2 separate regions of the Homo sapiens genome follow, and region 2 is linked to region 1. A link is a contact called in ENCODE Hi-C or POLR2A ChIA-PET data. All regions are on one chromosome and are shown on one strand. The core of a region is the stretch at or near the end of the contact, and the rest is flanking DNA. Distances in the headings are between cores, read along the strand shown. Region 1 overlaps AGK-DT (AGK divergent transcript). Region 2 overlaps TMEM178B (transmembrane protein 178B).

Region 1 (4,537 bases), core at 1,209-3,708:
GATAACATTTCCCCTGCTTGCAAGTGTTTAGAATATAGAGAAAAGAGCTCTGGACCTGGAACCAGAAGACCTGGGTTCAAGTCATTGCCTTGCTGTTTATTAGCTGTGTGGCCTCCAGAAGTCACTTGATTTCTTTGACCTCGATGACCAATCTGTGAACTCAGGGCAATTCTAGTCTTTTCCATTTACGATGTTCTTGTGAGAATCAAATGGAGTAATCTGAAAACTGTAAAGCACCATGTAAATATGAGGCTTTTCTTCTCAGGCTTTTCATTTTTTTTTTTTTTTTTTTTTTGAGACGGAGTCTCACACTGTCACCCAGGCTGGAGTGCAGTGGCACCATCTCGGCTCACTGAACCCTCCGCCTCCAGGTTCAAACAATTCTCCTGCCTCAGCCTCCCAAGTAGCTGGAATTACAGGTGCCTACCACCACACCCAGGTAATTTTTTGTATTTTTAGTAGAGATGGGTTTCACCATGTTGGTCAGGCTGGCCTCGAACTCCTGACCTCAGGTGATCCACCCGCCTCGGCCTCCCAAAGTGCTGGGATTACAGGTGTGAGCCACTGCGCCCAGCCCCTCTCAGGCATTTGTAAAAATTAATCGACTTTTCTAGTTTACAGAAAAATTAAGCAGAAAGTAGAGTCCCCATATATTCTCTACTTCATCCCGTTTCCCCTATTATTAACTCCTTGCAACAATTTGTTACAATTGAAGAGCCAATATTGCTATATCATTATTAATTAACAACCATAGTCTACATTAGGGTTTATTCTTTGTGTTGTACATTCTGTGGGTTTTGGCAAATGTATGACACGTATCCACCACTATGGTATTACACAGAATAGTTTCACTGCCCCACAAATCCCCTGTGTTCTGCCTATTTATCTCCTCCTCTCTCCCCCTGAACCTCTGGCAACCTCTGATCATTTTACTGTCTCCATAGCCTTGTCTTTCCCAGAACATCATATAGTTGGAATCATACAGTATGTAGCCTTTTCAGATTGGCTTCCTTTACTTGGCAATATGCATTTAAGTTTCCTCCATGTCTTGTCTTGTCTTTTTTTCTTTTTTTTTTTTTTTTTGAGATGGAGTCTCACTCTGTCACCCAGGCTGCAACCTCCGCTTCCTGGGTTCAAGCATTTCTTCTGCCTCAGCCTCCCAAGTAGCTGGGATTACAGGTGCACACCACCACACCTGGCTAATTTTTGTATTTTTAGTAGAAATGGGGATTTCACCATGTTGGCCAGGCTGGTCTTGAACTCCTGACCTCAAGTGATCTGCGTGTCTCAGCCTCCCAAAGTGCTGGGATTACAGGCATGAGCCACAGCACCCAGTCACCTCCATGTCTTTTAATTGATAGGTTGATAGCTCATTTCTTTTCATTGCTGAGTAATATTCCAATTTATAAGTGTATTCCCAACAGACTTTTTACTTAAAAAAAAATGACCAAAGACTACATTGCCTTAGAGTTCAATTAAAATAGTATCAAGAGCTATGCGAAAGAGAAAAAAAAAGGTGAAGAATGGAAGATGGATATGGGAGGATGGACGGAGGCTATAGGCCCTCATGCAGATGTTGTGTTTTGGAGGAGGGAGGGATTCTGGGCTGGTTGTAAATATAAGAAACACAATATATCCACTCTATCCCATCCTTGAAATACAGCTTAGCTGCCAGCAGCCTGATCCCCTAAGTGCAGAGCCTGAGCAGTCACCCTAATGCACCGTACCTGGGTTCGGTACTAATGGCAGATCGAGAAAGAAATGCTAAAGTTATGTGTCTCTCAAACCACAGCACTACTAGCTGTATGCCTGATCCATAAGAGCATGCAATAGGCTGGGTGTGGTGGCTCACGCCTGTAATCCTAGCACTTTGGGAGGCCGAGGCAGGCAGATCACCTGAGGTCAAGAGTTCGAGACCAGCCTGGCCAACATGGTGAAACCCTGTCTCTACTAAAAATCCAAAATTAGCTGGGCGTGATGGCGCGTGCCTGTAATCCCAGCTATCCAGGAGGCTGAAGCAGTGAACCTGGGAGGCGAAGGTTGCAGTGAGCCGAGATCGCACCATTGCACTCCAGCCTGGGTGACGACAGCGAAACTCCGTCTCAAAAAAAAAAAAAAAAAAAAAAAAAAAAAAAAAAAAAAAAAAAAAAAAAGCATGCAGTAGATGCTTGAATGAATGGTTGAAGAAGCACAGGATAGGCCGCCAGACTTGGGGACTGAGGGAAGGTGGAGGGAGGAGGCAGAAAGTGAGGGTCATTAATGATCTTTTCATAAGGCCTTTGAGAGACTATTGCCAGGCCCCAGACCCCCTTTACAAACTGCTGAGCACTGCAGGGGGACTATTTGCGTCAGACTCAAGCCAAGACATCTCCAAGATCCCTGACAATAAAGCAAACACTAGGCTGGCGCTGGCTAATAGAGGAACCCAGAGGGAAAAACGCTTTTCTGTTTATGGACAATTCTCCTTCTACAGCCGGATCTTCAGCGCCACCTAGTGGTGTGCTCTTCAGGCTGGCTGCACTACCAAAGCAACCGACTAAGATTCAAATGCCTTGGTTTAAAGCTGCAAGGATTAAAACTTTCCTCTTAAGGTCTAAGATAAGAGACTATGTGGGCATAATGAGCAAATTGAGAGCTTTAGGATTCACATCAGAGAATTCTAAGTCACAAAACTTAATCTCAGCAATTACATACACAGTTAGTAGTAGGATTTTGTAGTTGCCCATACCGTTTTGCAGTTTTGGACATTGAGTAGTTTTGGACAATGAGGCCAAGATCAAAAGTTAAAGCCGTGCAAAGGAAATGCAGCACCAAGAAGGGAAAAAGAGAATCTGATCCAGCCCCTGCCGCCAGGCAGGGGAAGTGTTATTTCCATTTCATATTTAAAGCAAGTAAAACCCTACGAAATGTCCAAGGTCAAATGTCCAATATATGAGGCAAGAACTTGAATTGTGTGGAGTGTGCCTTTTCTTTTGCTATGCTGCTTCAAAGTACCCCTTTTCTTTCAATATTTGCTTTGTTTTGCTACAATTGCACTGATATTCTCCTACCAATGGATCAATAAGCTTCATTTCTATTCTAAACTCACAAACTACAGTGTTCCCCTAAAGGCTTGGGTCATTCTGTCTGTCTCATGCAGGAACTAGAATTCCCTAGAATGTTCATAATGTGAATGGCAATTCATGTGTTATATATACATTAAATATCTTATGTATAATGTTAACTCATATTCCTTTTACTTGTTAACTGACCTTAAATTAGGTCAGTTTCTATATGTAATACTGTAAATATTAATTAGATTGCAGTTAATTTGTTGATAATTCATGGTGATTATATTAGTTATACAATTCACAATGAAATTTTAAAATCTGCCTTTTCTTTAAGAGAATGTGGTTTGGAATTAAATGGAGAACTTACATTTATTCAGCATCAGATATTGACTAGGTGATTTTACATATACTAATTTAATCTTTATGATTAACACTATGAGGTAAGTCAAATAATTATCTTTATATAGATGAAGAAAGAAAGACAGAAATTGTAAATAACCACCCCTAGATAGACACTAAACAGAAGAGCTGGAAATTGAAAGTGGACTTTCTGTCTTGAAGTCAAGTAGTATTTCTACCAGACCTCTTGAATCCACTAGACTCGAAGTCCAGAAGTCTGAGTTTTATTTCCAACTTAAATACCACATACAATGCTGTGTACTATAATATCCTTTTGAAAATTCACTATGCTCATTTGTATATCCACAGTCCTATTGAATTCTAATATAAACATACATGTTTAGCAACACTCATGGAATTATTGTTCTTTCTCGGGGTTTTTTTTTTTGAGTGTGTACGTATATCTATTAACTCTCCTCTGAAATAGTGCTCTATAAAGCACACAGTGATTAGTGCTGGTCTGGAAGATAATATGCTGGAGAGCCTGATTGGAGCGATCTGGACTAGAGAGATAGCTGTGAACTGAATGAGGATTCAGTCTTCCAAAATAGTCCTTGGGCACACTTGCCAAAAACAGCTCACAGCATAATTTTGTTTTAAAATACTTGTTTGTAACCTTGCTTGTTTAAGAAAGAATTAATGTAGGAGAACAGGATTTCAGTGGCATAATGGTTATCACCAGGGCTCTCAATGAGAATGTAAAACGTATCTATGGCCTCCTCTCTCTTCCTTTCTTTGACATCTCTCTCCTCTTCTTGGATTGCTTCCCGCTCTGCTGGCTCATCTTAACCTGCCCCTCCCAGGGCTTACTGGGTTTCAACGTTACCTCTCACACCTCTTCCGAGTTCCTCAGTGCTTGTCAGTTTGATGTTAGGAAAACAATCTAACCAAATTGATATTCATTATATTATGAGTCCTTTGTGCTTCAGGAGTATTTGTGATGGGAATAATTAAGCCTCCTTTAACTGGAAAATTTCAAATAGCTTCAGGGAGGTTTGGGAGAAAGAGCGTCAATGACTGTCTGAGTCTGTAACCCCAAGCTTGTCTGTTCCATTTTCCTGTGTCACATAGCCTCTGCCAGTGGATTC
Region 2 (4,469 bases), core at 313-2,812, 170 kb before region 1:
TTACTGGAGTTGTATCAGAAGCAAGTATCACAGGGCCATTTGTCTTCACCATCCCTCTAGGCTTTAGGGTGGGGAAGCAGGAAGTAGACAAGCAACCCAAATGGAGCACCAAGTAATTTGAAGAATGTCCTGTAAAACCAGTACTAAAAAAAAAATCTTTGAAATGGAAAAATCTTCAATTTCTCTATGTCCAAGCACAGTTGGGGGAGAGGAGAATGAGAGGTCCTGGTTTGGTAAGATGTGTATTGTTTGATGTACACACTTTACATGTTTAAAAGATTAGTTGCCAACATTTAAAAATCAGGAGATTTTACATAAAAATCTATGTTTCTGATCTCTTTTTAAAAATTAGCCATCCTGGCAATATTAGGCCTGCATGACATGACATCCTGGCAATATTTCTGCATGACACAGTGGTCAGAGCAGAGTAACCCTTGTCCCGTTTTAGCCTCATGTGTTCTCTCTAGTTTGCCACCATCACCCTCTCTTGATTGTCTCCATGACACCGAGGCTGAGTGTTAGTTTATCTATCATCACTCTTGCAATGTTATTTTTCTCATAATTGAGACTGTCTCTCTCAAGAGTAGGAAAACAAAAGAAAAGATAGAGTAGGCTGCATGTTTCTTACACCCAGCCCACTTCATCATTAAAATTAGCTGCCTACCAGCACCTGTAGGCCTTAGAATTTGCAAACCCTACTATAACTGTACTACAGACCACAAATGGAAATTTGTCTTTGTGACACTTTCAAACTCACCCTTCTTGGAAAAGGGAAGGTGATAAGGTTGATTTTTCTTACAAGGCAAAACATCTTTAGTGCGTGGCAATGGCTAAATTAATTCAGCTTTCCAGACCCCTTTCCTCTAAGACAGCTAGTCTGACAAATGCCATTGCTAATTAGCGCATCGAGTCATGGCAGAGAATTCTGGAGGTCACAATTAGTGCTTTTCAACAGGCCCCACAGATTAAGATATGATTTGCAATCTTCGTCTGGCACTGAGGAAGTCCTGGGTGTCAGCAGTAGGCCCTTTACTTTGTATTGGCAGAGGGTGCCCCACCAGGGCCATTTGCTGGGACAAAAATCACTCAATTCCAATGCAAGAAAATAAACATATGGCACCATAGTCATGACAAAGTGGACCTGTTTTGGCTTTGAAGTGTACAGACAAGTTGCCTGCAGCCTGATCATCTCTCATGCTTCATAGTAAAATGCTGTCCCCATGGTGCCTATAAAACCGCTGCTTTCCTCTTTGATTCTCTCCTAAGCAAGAAAGCATAACACATGCACTTTTTTTTTTAAAAAAAAGACCTATTAATTGGTCAGACAATTAATATATCCACTAAAAGAAAAGTGCTCTGTGGAACAAGGAGGACTAGATAATTTTATGATGAAAGTGTCAAATCTAAGAATCATCACTCTGTGGGGGCATTTGGTGCTTTGAGGTCAGCATCATAACTTTGCTGGCATTCTGGCTGAAGGACTGGCTTAGGGCCTGGAATCTGGACATCCATGACTAATTGGGAAAGCATCTGTGAGTTCCCCCACCTCAGCTGGGCAGAGATGCAATGAGCAGTTTGAAAGTTACAGGAGAAGTGGAAAGGAAACCACCCGGGCTGTAGCCATTTCTCCTGGAGCGACAGAGACACTCAGGGGTCAGTGCATGTCATCCAGATACAGCACACCTCTGGCTGGCCATCTGGAAAAGTGCTCATGAGGTCAGATATGGCCGGAACCATGGCAAAGGGAAATTGTTTGAGCAGGTATAGCAAAGGCTGGGAAGATAAAGACGGGTCTGTCCTCTGGAGACAGAGCAGGCCGAGAGCTCCCATGCCAGTGGATTCTGGAAAATTGGCAAGGCGGAAAATTTAAAGGAGACAAAAATCATCGGAAAAGTCCCAAGGGCCCTAACACCAAATAGCTCATTAATGCTTGGAAAAAAGAGCGAGCGAGTGTTAATGTGAGTCAGCATGTTGTGACTTGTGAATGGGACTGGCACAAACCTTCGGGATTCGCCTTTGCTGGGTTAGTAAACAGTTAAGAATTCCTTTAGGATCTTGCTGTTGAGAGCCAAAATATTTTGAGCAAAATACATCACACATCACTTTCTTCCCTGAGTCTATTGCACATATCTTTTGGGTGTCAGTTTCTCAAGATATCGTAACTTAGTTCACAGAGTGCTTCCACACGTGGCCTTGTAGGACCCTCCCAGTAAGTAACCTTCTGGAGTTGACGGAAGTATTTTAATTTTCACGTGAGAGAAATTGAAGATCAGTGAAGTGATTGGCCAGGGTCAGGCTCATGGGTGGGAGACCAGGACTTGAACGCAATTCTCTGATTCTAACTGCAGTGCTATTTCTGCTCTCTGAGGCTGAATGTTTTCCTGAGATGAGGTTGGTGTGTCACGAAGAATTATCCCCTTCTGTCCTTCGTTTATCTTCAGAAGTGGAAAACAGAGAGTTCTGTGGAAGTTAGGTCTCTTGTAGTTGCTCATTTGAAACAAAGTGCTGTTTTGAATAAAGATAAGCCTGGACACACAGGAGATGTGCTCAACCTTCCTGAGGCTATTCTCAAAGTTAAGTAGAGGACCCTTTCAGCCCAGGAGGTTGAGGCTGTAGTGAGCCGTGATTGCGCCACTGCACTTCAGCCTAAGCAACAAAGTGAGACCCTGTTTCTAAAAAATAAATAAATAAAATAATAAAAAAGAAATAAGAATATTTAAAAATGAAAATAAAAAATAAAAATATTAAATATTAAAGAATTTAAAATTGAAAAAAAAATAAAGGTTAAGAAGGCTTCATACATCACCTTGACTTACTCCTAATATCTGTTTAGGCTTTTCTCACCCATGAATGTATCTATACTATGTTTAGGTGTAGTTACAGCTTTCCATCTTCTAGAAGTAATAGATTTATGTGTTTTCTGCCTACAACAAAAAATGTGGCCTCTTTTCACTTGTCCTATGACTAACTCCTTCAAATGCTACTTTGCAAAGTGAGCAGTTCCCCTTTCCTGCCCTAAAATAATTTCCCAGTAGCTGTATCATTTTAGTTCAGTTAGAGATGCGTTCAATTGTACTGTGCTTCTGGGCTATACTCCCTTTCAAAGAAAATACCTCTCCCAGATATTTGTTCCCAAGTATTAGGAACACATTAAAAAGTTGGGGCTGGGCACGGTGGCTCACGCCTGTAATCCCAGCACTTTGGGAGGCCAAGGTGGGCGGATCCTGAGGTCAGGAGATCGAGACCATCCTGGCTAACACGGTGAAACCCCGTCTCTACCCAAAATACAAAAAATTAGCCGGGCATGGTGGCACGTGCCTGTAGTCCCAGCTACTCGGGAGGCTGAGGCAGGAGAATTGCTTGAACCCAGGAGGGAGAGGTTGCAGTGAGCCAAAATCATGCCACTGTACTCCAGCCTGGGTGACAGAGTGAGACTCTGTCTCAAAAAAAAAAAAAAAAAAAAAAAAAAGTTGGGCCAGGGATCACACAGTGAAATGACCACACTACAGGCCAGGTAGGTAACCCAAAGAATGGAGTGGGCTGGATGTCAGAAAAGCAGCCCTGTAAGAGTAATGTAAAGGGAAATTCCCTCAGCCTCTGCGTGGGGCAATAGGGAGTGGAGGGGACTGAGGATAATGCCTGCTGCTGCTTCTCAGCTTTGACTCATGATGCTGTGTGAGAATATAGGCCAAATGTTGCCACATCTTCTGGTTTTTCAATAAAATCTGGAAGTCCATATTTGAACGTAATGCCTCCTGACTTATTGATGTTGTAACTCATTAAAAGAATTTTAAAACCTTTTCTGGACTAAACGAAACACATCTGTAGCCTAGTGATAGTGGCAAAGACTGACTTGGGGGGCCTGTAGGCCCGTCTCAGAAACCCCATCTCCTCATTTCTTTAACATGGACACTTGGCATTTTCTTAGCCTTATGTAAAACACTGGGTAAATGCAGCTTTGAGAATGCTCCCTCTTTCCAACCACATTGCTGTCTTCAAACCCTTGCTGTAGACGTTCTGGGTTCAAACTGACCCTTATGATGTCAATTAGAAACTAAATTGGAGTGTGACCTTGGCAAAGATAGAGGACATCTGTAAAATGAGGCAGACAAGCTTGAAGCCCTCCAGGGGACGCTTCTGACTTGATGCCCTCGCAGTGTGCTGTGAGATGGTGGCCACCAGCTTTGGGATTGAGCCTGTTTTAATTCATATGCCGGGTGCTTAGGACCTGTATGAATTGGGGCCCATCTCCTTCACCCCTCTGAGCCTCAGTTCTCCTGTCTATAAAATGGGGATTGTAGGGATGTTCTCAGGACTAGAGGAAATGTATGTAAAGATCTTGACACAGAGCTAAATCAATGTCACCATAAGTTTCTGTTTTCAGTGGAAGATAAATGGACTGGCCTGGCTTACAGCATATCTCCAATCTCTGCCTTTCTTCCATCACATGGCTGTCTGCTCACTGTGTG

The links. Hi-C counts contacts between places; a loop is a spot of excess contacts on that map. ChIA-PET counts read pairs that join two places held with the same protein, here RNA polymerase II (POLR2A). Pooled maps may share reads with other maps.
Region 2: a loop to region 1 is called in a map of Right ventricle myocardium inferior, with 4 times the contacts of the local background. The contact joins two enhancer-like sites. A Hi-C loop is called at or near these places in 2 of 168 maps with a recorded cell type or tissue (Right ventricle myocardium inferior and heart left ventricle) and 8 of 50 pooled maps. POLR2A ChIA-PET finds 5 or more read pairs at or near these places in 1 of 52 experiments (WTC11).

The regions. Positions count from the first base shown.
Region 1 is chr7:141,531,018-141,535,554 of GRCh38, forward strand. The region is part of intron 1 of AGK-DT (AGK divergent transcript); the gene reads right to left. Among named protein-coding and RNA genes, the nearest start is that of AGK-DT, 18 kb to the right of the region's middle. Within about 2 kb of position 2,459, at least 2 of the 41 ENCODE cell types and tissues checked have a DNase peak (open chromatin) inside an H3K27ac peak, as active enhancers do.
Region 2 is chr7:141,361,217-141,365,685 of GRCh38, forward strand. All of the region lies in intron 2 of TMEM178B (transmembrane protein 178B), which reads left to right. Among named protein-coding and RNA genes, the nearest start is that of AGK-DT, 190 kb to the right of the region's middle. RefSeq lists an enhancer at 2,021-2,810. Within about 2 kb of position 1,563, at least 2 of the 41 ENCODE cell types and tissues checked have a DNase peak (open chromatin) inside an H3K27ac peak, as active enhancers do.